Regions from separate parts of the Homo sapiens genome. Here region 1 is linked to region 2. A link is a contact called in ENCODE Hi-C or POLR2A ChIA-PET data. All regions are on one chromosome and are shown on one strand. The core of a region is the stretch at or near the end of the contact, and the rest is flanking DNA. Distances in the headings are between cores, read along the strand shown. Region 1 holds the start of ZNF579 (zinc finger protein 579). Region 2 holds the start of GP6-AS1 (GP6 antisense RNA 1).

Region 1 (6,235 bases), core at 3,485-5,984, 570 kb before region 2:
CATGTGCTGTGCTCTCTGCTTAAAGTTTTCTTTTCTATCACCTCCATTCCTGAATTCATTATTATTTCTCCTCCTCATCCATCTTTCAAGCCTTCAAAATATAGATGATAAAATAGTACACACATCCTTGGTATATACCCAAAAGAATTAAAAACAGCTGTTCAAACAAAAACTTACACACCAATGTTTATAACAGCACTATTCACAATAGCCCAAAGATAGATGCAACCCAAATATCCATCAACAAATGAATGGATAAACAAAATGTAGGTGACAGCGGCCCTCCACATCCGTGGGTTCTGCACCCTCAGATAGGAGGCTGTAAGGGACTCGATCACCCAGGGATTTGGAATCTGAGGAGAGTCCTGGAACCAATCCCCTGCGGACACCGAGGGATGACTGCACTCACGCAGAGGAATACTATTCAGCCACAAAAAGGAGTGAAGAACCAACTCATGCCATGGCACGCATGAAGCTTAGAAACATTATGCTGGCCAGGTGAGGTGGCTCACGCCTGTAATCCCAGTGCTTCAGGAGGCCGAGGTGGGCTGGTCATCTGAGCCCAGGAGTTCAAGACCACACTGGGCAACATGGCGAGATCCCATCTCTACCAAAAACAAAAATCAGCCAGGCGTGGTGGTGCATGCCCGTAGTCTCAGCTATCTGGGAGGCTGAGGTGGGAGAATCGCTTGAGCCCTGGTGGTGGAGGTTGCAGTGAGCCGTGATTGCACCAATGCACTCCTGCCTGGGCGACAGAGAAAGACCCTGTCTCACTTTTTAAAAAGAGGGGGGCAATGTCCTTTGTGGAGGAGGAGGAGAAACTTTTATGCAAAGTGAAAGAAGCTAGTCACAAAGGAACACATATGGTATGATTATTCCATTGATATGAAATGTCCAGAATAGGCAAATTCATAGAGACAGAAAACTGATTATTAGTTGACAGGGGCTGGGGATAGAAGGGAGTGTGGGAATGACTGCTAATGGGCTTAGGGTTTGTTTGGGCTGATGAAAAGGTTCTGGAACTAGGCTGGACATGGTGGCATACGCCTGTAATCCTAGCACTTTAGGAGGCTCAGGTGGGAGGATGGCTTGAGACCAGGAGTTCAGATGAGGCTAGGGAACAAAGCAAAACCCCATATCTACAAAAAGAAAGAAAGAAAGAAAGAAAGAGACTCACGCCTGTAATCCCAGCACTTTGGGAGGCCAAGGCAGGTGGATCACCTGAGGTCGGGAGTTTGAGACCAGCCTGACCAACATGGAGAAACCCTGTCTCTACTAAAAATACAAAATAAGCTGGGCATGGTGGCACATGCCTGTAATCCCAACTATTTGGGAGACTGAGGCAGGAGAATCGCTTGAACCCAGGAGGCGGAGATTGCGGTGAGCCGAGATCACGCCATTGCACTCCAGCTTAGGCAACAAGAGTGTAACTCTGTCTCAAAAAAAAAAAAAAAAAAAGAGTTCTGGAACTAGACAGCGTGGATAGTTGTGCAACATTTACTTAGTGCCATTGAGCTGTGTGATTTAAAATGGTTACAATTATAAAGTTTAAGTGTATTTTACAAAAAACATGTTAAAATACACACACCCATATTCTGACTACCAGCTTTGAAATATTAGGGATACAAATGACTCCCCGCGGACCACCCCCTCCAAGATCTGATTGCCTCTCCTATCTCAAACATAACTTATATCTTGAATTTGGTGCCTATTATTACCACAGACATTTTTAGACTTTTATTCCATGGTATATATTCTTTAAAATATAGTATTATGGACAAGGTGCTTTTAAAAAGCATGCTCCTAGTCTGGGCACGGTAGTTAATGCCTGTAATCCCAGCACTTTCGGAGGCTGAGGTGGAAGGATTGCTTGAGCTCAGGAATTCAAGACTAGCTTGGGCAACAGAGTGAGACCCCATTCCTATTTTATTTATTTATTTATTTATTTATTTATTTATTTATTTATTTATTTGAGACGGAGTCTTGCCCTGTCGCAGGCTGGAGTACAGTGGCACGATCTCGGCTCACTGCAACTTCCGCCTCCCAGGATCAAGCGATTCTCCTGCCTCAGCCTCCGGACTAGCTGGGATTGCAGGCGCGCACCACCATGCCCAGCTAATTTTTGTATTTTTAGTAGAGACGGTTTCACCGTGTTGGCCAGGCTGGTCTTGAACTCCTGACCTCAAGTGATCTGCCTCCCTCGGCCTCCCAAAGTGCTGGGATTACAGGCATGAGCCACCACGCCCGGCCTTTTATTATTTCTTTTAAATCATGCTTCTGATCCACTATCATTTCTCCTATCTGTTTGTGAAGTGAAACTTCTTACTGAGACTCGCTAGGTTTGGAAACTTCTAGTATCTCACTTTCATCCTCTGTAAAAGGGAAAAATAATGGTACCTACTTCATAAAGCAAGGAGTAAATGGGATCATATTTGTAATACGCTCACAAGAGTAAGCTATTATTTTTCATTTCATTTATTTTTATAATCCCCATGTATTTCTTTTTCCTTTACTTTTTTCTTTTCTTTTTTTTTTTTTTTTTTTTTTTGAGGTGGAGTTTTGCTCTGTTGCCCAGGCTGGAGTGCAATGGCACGATCTCAGCGCACTGCAACCTCTGCCTCCCAGGTTCAAGCCATTCTCCTGCCTCAGCCTCCTGAGTAGCTGGGATTATAGGCATGTGCCATTATGCCTGGCTAATTTTTGTACCTTTTGTAGAGATGGGGTTTCACCATGTGGGCCAGGCTGGTCTTGAACTCCTGGCCTCAGGTGATCTGCCCACCTGGGCCTCCCAAAGTGCTGAGATTACAGGCGTGAGCCACCATGCTTGGCCTCCTTTACTTTTTTGAGTATATAGCACATTCACACGGTTTTGAATTCAAAAAGTACAAAAAGCCGGGCACAGTGGCTAATGTCTGTAATTCCAGCACTTTGGGAGGCCGAGGCAGGTGGATTGCTTGAGCCCAGGAGTTCAAGCCCAGCCTGGGCAACATAGGGAGACCCCATCTCTACAAAACATACAAAAATTAGCCAGACATGGTGGCACACTCCTGTAGCCCCACCTACTCAGGAGGCTGAGGTGGGAGGATTGCTTGAGCCCGGGAGGTCGAGGCTGCAGTGAGCCGAGATCACACCACTGCACTTCCTCCAGCCAGCCTGGGCAACAGAAGGAGATCTCATCTCAAAAGAAAACAAAACAAAACAAAAAAAAACAAACAAACAAAAAAACAAGGATAGAGTGTAGTAAATTTCTGTCCTGGAAGTTAGACTATGTTGCCAGTTTCAGTTTCTTCTCTCTTGTTCCAGTTCATCTGGACACAATCCCAGAACACACACAAACCCAGAACAGGCTGCAGGCTGTACTTGACCTTCCATTTTTCTCTTCTACAGGTTATCACTTGGAGACTTACCATATATGCACACGGTGAGCTTCTTTGTTCTTTTCTATGGACACCTAGTATTCCACTGGGTGGATCAGTCATGATTTATTACTCAGCTCTCCTACAGATGGGTGTTTAGATTGGTTTCAGCTGTTTGCAGTGATGTGCAGTACTGCAATGATTAACCTGGTGCAGACATTATTTTGTGCAGTTCCGAGTAGATGCCTCTGAAGAATAAATTCCTGGAATTGCTGGCTCGGTAAGAATGTTCCAGGTTCTACTTGCCCCAGCCGTGTATGAAAGGACCTGTTTGCTCGCACTCTCATTAGCACTGTTTGGCAGGAATGTAACCTTAAACAAACAGCGTCAAGCTGTGGGTATACTCCTGCAAAATGCCTTTTCTGCTCCAGAATAGGTTTCTGAGATGTCGCCAGGTTGGTTTCATTCTGCCAATTTCAGCTGAAACATTGCTGCCTCCAGGAAGACCTCAGGAATCACCTCCTCCCAGTGTGAGCTCAGCTCAGTGCCTTCTGTTCTCTGCATTCCCATAGCAGTTCCCTGCCTCGGAGCACACGTTCCCCCACATGCACTCCAGCGTGATTGATCCGTATCTATCTGCCTTCCCCATCAGACAGTGAGCTCCGGTTTTTGCCACTGTGACTCCAGCACCAAGGACAGCACCAGCCCATAGTAGGTGCTCAGTAAACATTGGCTGCTAAGGTCCCAGTGAATATGCGTATATGTAGACAAATATATGCAGGCTGGCCCGTAGTAGATATTCAGTAAATATTGGTCGCTTAGGGTTGAATGAGTATATGCAGGGGCTTTCACAAAGGGGGAAACCGAGGCTCGAAGTGGGAGAATCCTTCACCCAGACAGCCAAGGGAAGGCTGGAGCCAGGTTCTGATCCAGAGTGCCAGTACTTCCTGAAGCCTCTGTCACTGATTCATTCATCTTCCTCCCCCGGCCACTCCCCTGGCCTGACACAGTGCCTGGCACAGACAGGACCTGATAAATGTGTATTTGTTGAAGGAATGAATGAATATGTGTGTGTGCATGTTGGGGAGCCGGGAGTAGCTGGACCCAGTGTTCCAGGCCCTCAGCACCCTCCGCCCTCTGGGAGCCCGGGGGACAGGCCCCCAGCCCCCTCCCCTCACAGGACCCTGTAGTGCAAGCTGCCTTCCCTCCCCTCTCCAGGTCCCCCGTCCTCCCGCTTCCGGCTTCCCAGCCAGTCTTTCCTCTTTCAGGCTCCGAGGAAAGGCCAGGTTTCCGGGGGGAAGGCTTAGGCAGTGACACCGAGCCCAGCCTCCTCCTCCACCCCCCACCACGCTCAGGCCCCCCTCCCTCCCCGCCACCACCGTCCGCGTTTGGCCGGCCGTGGGGAAGGAAGAAAGGAGCCAAGGAGGCGAGGTAAGAACCCAGCCCCAGCGACCAGGACCAAGCCCCAGGCCCAGGGCTGAGAAATCCTCAAGGCCTCGACCCGGCCCCAATTCTGCTGATCATGCCTTCGGGGAGCTGCAGGCTTGGCCCGGAGGAGATCGGCCCCCCTCTAGGACCTGGGACCCCCGACCCCCACCAGCCTCCCTCCCGAGTCCAGGGGTCCGGCCCTCAGTCGCCTCCTCCCTGGGGATTCCCGGCAGCTGGGTCCCCAGCCCCCGCCTCCCCCTTGTCCTGGGAGCCCAGCCCCCTCCCCAGCCCCTCCTCCACCGGGACCCAGGAATCCACACCTCCTCCATACCAGAGTCCAGATTCCCCAATCCGTCATGACCTGGACCCAGGAGTCTCAATCCCCAGCTCCCATCCCCATCAGTCCCAAGAGTCTGGGCCCCTAGCCCCCTCCCAACTCAGACCAGAAGTCTGAACCCTCCTACTCCCCGACCTCTCCCAGCCCCTGGCATCTGAGAACACACTCTATTTCCGGGGCCTACCGGCTTCAAATCCCACCCCCTCCACTCAGGCCCCATGGGCTGTGTCCCAGCCCCTCCCAAAACGTTCAGCCTGGCCGGGGGACCTGGAGCAGAAGCGGTTCGCTGACTTTGTCCCCCTCCGTGCCTCTGCCCAGTTCACTCCCTCTGTGTCTCTGTCTCCCTGTCTCTCCGGCCCCCAACCCGCCACTGCTCTTCTGATCTCTGCTCTTGCACTATCTCTGCCTCTGGTTCTCCAAGTCTCTTTGTTTCCTCTTCTCTGTGTCTCTGTCTCTCTGCTGGGTGTTCCTCACTCTCCTCTGTCTCTTCTCTGCTCTGCCTTTCACCATCCTGTCTTTCTGCGACTCCTGGTCTCTGTCTGTCCATCCCCACTTCTCTGTGTCTCCCATCTCTGCCTTCTCCTGTCTCTATTCCCTGCTCTGTCGCTCTGTCTCTGATCTCTCTCCTCCTGTCTCTCCATCTCTGGCCTCCCCTCGGTGTCTCTCATCTTTGTCTCTGTCTCATATCTCTCTCCTGGCTAAATACCTGACCCTCTCTGCCTCTCCATCTCTGACTGTCTCTGCTTCTCTTTCTGCCACACCCCACGCACCTCTTTTTATCTCTGCCCCGCTTCCCATCTCTCCCCTCTCTCCCCACAGGCATGGATCCGCAGCCTCCTCCACCCGCCCAGGGCAGCCCACCTCACCGTGGCCGAGGCCGGGGCCGTGGCCGAGGCCGTGGTCGGGGCCGTGGCCGTGGCAGGGGGGGCGCTGGAGCCCCTAGGGCGCCCCTGCCCTGCCCCACCTGCGGCCGCCTCTTCCGTTTCCCCTACTACCTCTCCCGGCACCGGCTGAGCCACTCGGGGCTCCGGCCCCACGCCTGCCCGCTGTGCCCCAAGGCCTTCCGCCGGCCGGCCCACCTTTCCCGCCACCTGCGCGGCCACGGGCCCCAGCC
Region 2 (6,120 bases), core at 3,386-5,885:
ATCTTCCTTTTCTACAGACCCGTCTGACCTCTCCCTCCTCCCCAGGCTGAGCTAGGTCCCAATTCTTCCTCAGCCTCCGCTCCTCCACCGTATTATCTTTTTATCACCTCCCCTCCCCACACCTGGTCCAGCTTACAGTTTCGTTCAGTGACTAGCCCTCTTCCACCTGCCCAGCAATTTACTCTTAGAAAGGTGGCTGGAGCTAAAGGCATAGTCAAGGTTAATGCTCCTTTTTCTTTATCCCAAATCAGATAGTGTTTAGGCTCTTTTTCATCAAATATAAAAATCCAGCCCAATTCATGGCTCGTTCGCCAGCAACCCTGAGAAGCTTTACAGCCCTAGACCCTTAAAAGTCAAAAGGCCGTCTTATTCTTAATACACATTTTATTACCCAATCTGCTCCCGACATTAAATAAAACTCCAAAAATTAAATTCCGGCCCTCAAACCCCACAACAGGATTTAATTAACCTCGCCTTCAAGGTGTACAATAATAGAAAAAAGTTGCAATTCCTTGCCTCCACTGTGAGACAAACCCCAGCCACATCTCCAGCACACAAGAAGGGAACTGAACCGCAGCGGCCAGGCGTTCCTCCAGAACCTCCTCCCCCAGGAGCTTGCTACAAGTGCCAGAAATCTGACCACCAGGCCAAGGAATGCCTGCAGCCCAGGATTCCTCCTAAGCCGTGTCCCATCTGTGCGGGACCCCACTGGAAATCGGACTGTTCAACTCACCTGGCAGCCACTCCCAGAGCCCCTGGAACTCTGGCCCAAGGCTCTCTGACTCCTTCTCGGCTTAGCGGCTGAAGACTGATGCTGCCCAATCGCCTCGGAAGCTCTGTAGACCATCACGGATGCCGAGCTTCGGGTAACACTCACGGTGGAAGGTAAGTCCGTCGCCTTAGTCAATACGGAGGCTACCCACTCCACATTACCTTCTTTTCAAGGGCCTGTTTCTCTTGCCTCCATAACTGTTGTGGGTATTGACGGCCAGGCTTCTAAACCCCTGAAAACTCCCCCACTCTGGTGCCAACTTGGACAACACTCTTTTATGCACTCTTTTTTAGTTATCCCCACCTGCCCAGTTCCCTTATTAGGCCGAGATATTTTAACCAAATTATCTGCTTCCCTGACTATTCCTGGACTACAGCCGCATCTCATTGCCACCCTTCTCCTCAACCCAAAGCCTCCTTCGCGTCTTCCTCTCCTATTCCCCCACCTTAACCCACAAGTATGGGACATCTCTACTCCTTCCCTGGCAACTGATCACATACCCGTTACCATCCCATTAAAACCTAATCACCCTTACCCTGCTCAATGCCAATATCCCATCCCACAGCACACTTTAAAAGGATTAAAGCCTGTTATCACTCGCCTGCTATAGCATGGGCTTCTAAAACCTATAAACTCTCCTTACAATTCCCCCATTTTACCTGTCCAAAAACCGGAAAAGTCTTACAGATTAGTTCAGGATCTGCGCCTTATCAAATTGTTTTGCCTATGCACCCTGTGGTGCCCAACCCCTACACTCTTTTGTCCTCAATACCTTCCTCCACAACTCACTATTCCATGCTTGATCTTAAAGATGCTTTTTTCACTATTCCCCTGCACCCCTCGTCCCAGCCTCTCTTCGCTTTCACTTGGACTGACCCTGACACCCATTAGGCTCAGCAAATTACCTGGGCTGTACTGCTGCAAGGTTTCACAGACAGCCCCCATTACTTCAGTCAAGCCCAAAGTTCATCCTCATCTGTTACCTATCTCGGCATAATTCTCATAAAAACACACGTGCTCTCCCTGCTGATCGTGTCTGACTGATCTCTCAAGCCCCAGCACCTTCTACAAAACAACAACTCCTTTCCTTCCTAGGCATGGTTAGCGCGGTCAGAACTCTTACACAAGAGCCAGGACCACACCCTGTAGCCTTTCTGTCCAAACAACTTGACCTTACTGTTTTAGCCTAGCCCTCATATCTGCGTGCTGTGGCTGCCGCTGCTTTAATACTTTTAGAGGCCCTCAAAATCACAAACTATGCTCAACTCACTCTCTACAGCTCTCATAATTTCCAAAATCTATTTTCTTACTCACACCTGATGCATATACTTTCTGCTCCCTGGCTCCTTCAGCTGTACTCACTCTTTGTTAAGTCCCACAATTACCATTGTTCCTGGCCCGGACTTCAATCTGGCCTCCCACATTATTCCAGATACCACACCTGACCCCCATGACTGCATCTCTCTGATCCACCTGACGTTCACCCCATTTCCCCACATTTCCTTCTTCCCTGTTTCTCACCCTGATCACACTTAGTTTATTGATGGCGGTTCCACCAGGCCTAATCGCCACACACCAGCAAAGGCAGGCTATGCTATGGTACAAGCCACTAGCCAGCCTCTTAGAACCTCTCATTTCCTTTCCATTGTGGAAATCTATCCTCAAAGAAATCACTTCTCAGTGTTGCATCAGCTATTCTACTACTCCTCATGGATTATTCAGGCCCCCTCCCTTCCCTACACATCAAGCTCAAGGATTTGCCCCCGCCCAGGACTGGCAAATTAGCTTTACTCAACATGCCCCGAGTAAGATAACTAAAATACCTCTTAGTCTAGGTAGACACTTTCACTGGGTAAGTACAGTCCTTTCCTACAGGGTCTGAGAAGGCCACCGCAGTCATTTCTTCCCTTCTGTCAGACATAATTCTTCAGTTTAGCCTTGTCATTCCCTTCTGTCAGACAAAATTCCTCAGTTCAGCCTTCCCACCTCTATACAGTCTGCTAACAGACCAGCCTTTATTAGTCAAATCAGCCAAGCATTTTTTCAGGCTCTTAGTATTCAGTGACAGACTAATGGTCTATTAAAAACACACCTCACCAAGCTCAGCCACCAACTTAAAAAGGACTGGACAATACTTTTACCATTTTCGCTTCCAGAATTCAGGCCTGTCCTTGGAATGCTACAAGATACAGCCCATTTAAGCTCCTGTGTAGACACTCCTTTTTATTAGGCCCCAGTCTCATTCCAGACACCAGACCAACTTAGATTGTGCCCCAAAAAACTTGTCATCCCTACTATCTTCTGTCTAGTCATACTCCTATTCACCGTTCTCAACTACTCACACATGCCCTGCTCTTGTTTACACTGCCAGTTTACACTGTTTCTCCAAGCCAGCACAGCTGGTATCTCCTGGTACTATCCCCATACCGCCACTGTTAACTCTTAAAATAAATAAATAATCTTTGCTGGCAAGGCTATGCTGAACCTCCTTAGGCACTTTCTAATTAGATGTCCTGAGTCGTCCCAATTCTTAGACCTTTAATACCTGTTTTTCTCCTTTCCTTATTCCCTTTAGTTTTTCAATTCATACAAAACTGTATCCAGGCCATCACCAATAATTCTAAATGACAAATGTTTCTTTTAACAATCCCACAATGTCACCCCTTACCACAAAATCTTCCTTCAGCTTAATCGCTCCCACTTTAGGTTCCCACGCCGCCCCTAATCCTGCTCAAAGCAGCCTTGAGAAACATCACCCATTATCTCTCCATACCACCCCCAAAAATTTTTGCTGTCCCAACACTTTACCCCTATTTCATTTTATTTTTCTTATTAATATAAGAAGACAGGAATGTCAGGCCTCTGAGCCCAAGCTAAGCCATCATATCCCCTGTGACCTGCACGTACACATCCAGATGGCCGGTTCGTGCCTTAACTGATGACATTCCACCACAAAAGAAGCGAAAATGGCCTGTTCCTGCCTTAACTGATGACATTGTCTTGTGAAATTCCTTCTCCTGGCTCATCCTGGCTCAAAAGCTCCCCTACTGAGCACCTTATGACCCCGACTCTGCCCGCCAGAGAACAACCCCCCTTTGACTGTAATTTTCCTTTACCTACCCACATCCTATAAAACGGCCCCACCCCTATCCCCCTTCGCTGACTCTCTTGTCAGACTCAGCCCACCTGCACCCAGGTGATTAAAAGCTTTATTGCTCACACAAAGCCTGTTTGGTGGTCTCTTCACACGGACGTGCATGAAAGGTGCGTGTATATTTTTGTAACACAATAAATAATAACAGTATACACTTTTTCTTTTAGAAGTATGCTGTTAAACAGAATTAAGAACAGGAAGTCTCAAAATTGTTTCTTTCAGGAGAGAAGACTTATTAATGGGGGAGAGTTCTGAACCACTTGCTTTGCATACTGCCACTTAGTTAAAAAATCGCATTTTAACTTAAAAATATCCAAAAATAACACAGTTTTATAATAAATTATTACGAATATCACAAAATAATAAAAATACAAGTAATGCAGAGTGGAAATGCAAAGCTATGAGTGCTAGACGGCTAACAAGTCATAACAAACAACACCAAAATTAAAGAACAAGATAGTTGTGACTTACCTTGGTCAATCACTTTCCATAGTAGTCATTCAATCCAGGATCTCATCTCTGAAAATGAAGGAAAAAAGCAACAGAAAATAGTGTAGAGGTCTCTGGTGTTCCAAGAATAGGCGCTGCAGAGAGATGTGGGTGCCTGGGCTGTGCCCAGTCACTGAAATGGCACACCTGATGCTACCTGTTCACTTCGGGCTGAGCAGGAGAGAGAAAAGACGTTCCCCTCAGCCACTTCCCGTCTTCTGATTTCACTTCTTGCCTGCCTCCGACTGCAAATCCTGGTTTGACGTCACTTCCTGTCTTCTGATTTTACTTCCTGTATGACCTCACTTCCTGTCTTCTACAACCACTTCCTGTCTTCTTACTTCACTTCCTGTCTTCTGACTTTACTTCCTGTATGACTTCACTTCTTGTCTTCTACCACCACTTCCTGTCTTCCGAATTTACCTCCTATCTTGACTTCACTTCTTGTTTTTTTTTTTTTTTTTTGACAGGGTCTCGCTCTGTCTCCTAGGGTGGAGTGCAGTTGTGCCAGCTTGAAACCACCTTTCCAAAATTATGACTGAGACAGTGAAAGAGATTTAACTGACTCCATTTTGCTTCTAACCTCCAAGCTGTCCTTTTTCATTCCTGGGCATAGGCTGAACTTTGGGAGAAACTTATAGTTTAAACAAAGATGATAGCCCTTTTCCAAAGCACACCTCTTTGTTGCCTGGGGACTAGATTGGCCCTGTAGGACGAACATTAGCCACGAGATTAGAAATTATGACTTAGGAGTCATGCAGCTGGAGGCTACAAGATTGTGACCCTCCCTAAACTGCTTCTAAGATCAGCGTTTAACTTGCAGACCCTGTACTTGATGGATCAGCTGGCACCACCCATATCAATAAACTGGCCCATCTTATCTTTTGGCCTCCACTCAGGAACTGAGTGCAAGAAGATAGCTTTGGCTCCCACGATTTCATCCCTGACCAAACAGCACTCCTGGCTCACTGGCTTCCCACCCACCCACCAAGTTATCCTTAAAAACGCTTCCTGAATGCTGGGAGACACTGATTTGAATAATAATAAAACTCTGGTCTCTCGTAGAGCCAGCTCTGCATGAATTATTCTCTATTGCGATTCCCTGTCTTGACGAATCAGCTCTGTCTAGGCAGTGGGCAAGGTGAACACATTGGACTATTACAATCTTGGCTCACTGCAACCTCCACCGCCTGGGTTCAAGTGATTCTCCTGCCTCAGACTCCCAAGTAGCTGAGATCACAGACGTGCACTACCATGCTCAGCTACATTTTTTTTTCTGTCCCCCGGGCTGGAGTGCAATGGTGCGATCTCGGCTCATTGCAACCTCCGCCTTCCGGGTTTAAGCGATTCTCCTGCCTCAGCCTCCAGAGTAGCTGGGATTACAGGCATGCACCACCAAGCCTGGCTACTTTTGGTATTTTTAGTAGAGACAGGGTTTCACCATGTTGGCCAGGCTGGTCTCAAACTCCTGACCTCATGTGATCCACCTGCCTCTGCCTCCCAAAGTGCTGGGATTACAGGTGCGATCCACCATGCCCAGCCCATTCCGTCTTCTGACTTGACTTCCTGCCTGACTTCACTTCCTGAAGGATGTGGTTACCATGGAAGTTGTTTTGGGGCACAGGATGTGGTCTGGGATTGGGGATTGTGAAAAGCAAGACCCTCACCGGGGTCTTTCTTCCAGAGCTGCAGCTGAGCCACAGGA

Evidence for each region. A loop is a pair of places that touch in the nucleus more often than their neighbours do. ChIA-PET counts read pairs that join two places held with the same protein, here RNA polymerase II (POLR2A). Pooled maps may share reads with other maps.
Region 1: a pooled map shows a loop between it and region 2 (4-fold over the local background). The contact joins the promoter of ZNF579 here to the promoter of GP6-AS1 in region 2. A Hi-C loop is called at or near these places in 5 of 50 pooled maps. POLR2A ChIA-PET finds 5 or more read pairs at or near these places in 2 of 52 experiments (B cell and activated CD4-positive, alpha-beta T cell).

Annotation. Positions count from the first base shown.
Region 1 is chr19:55,579,347-55,585,581 of GRCh38, reverse strand. ZNF579 (zinc finger protein 579) reads left to right here and starts at 4,734. Exons shown (of 2, transcript NM_152600.3): 1 at 4,734-4,787; 2 at 5,941-6,235. The coding sequence starts at 5,943. RefSeq lists silencers at 3,385-3,679, 4,391-4,530.
Region 2 is chr19:55,004,742-55,010,861 of GRCh38, reverse strand. It overlaps GP6-AS1 (GP6 antisense RNA 1), which reads right to left and starts at 4,635. Exons shown (of 3, transcript XR_001754013.3): 1 at 4,573-4,635; 2 at 4,398-4,445.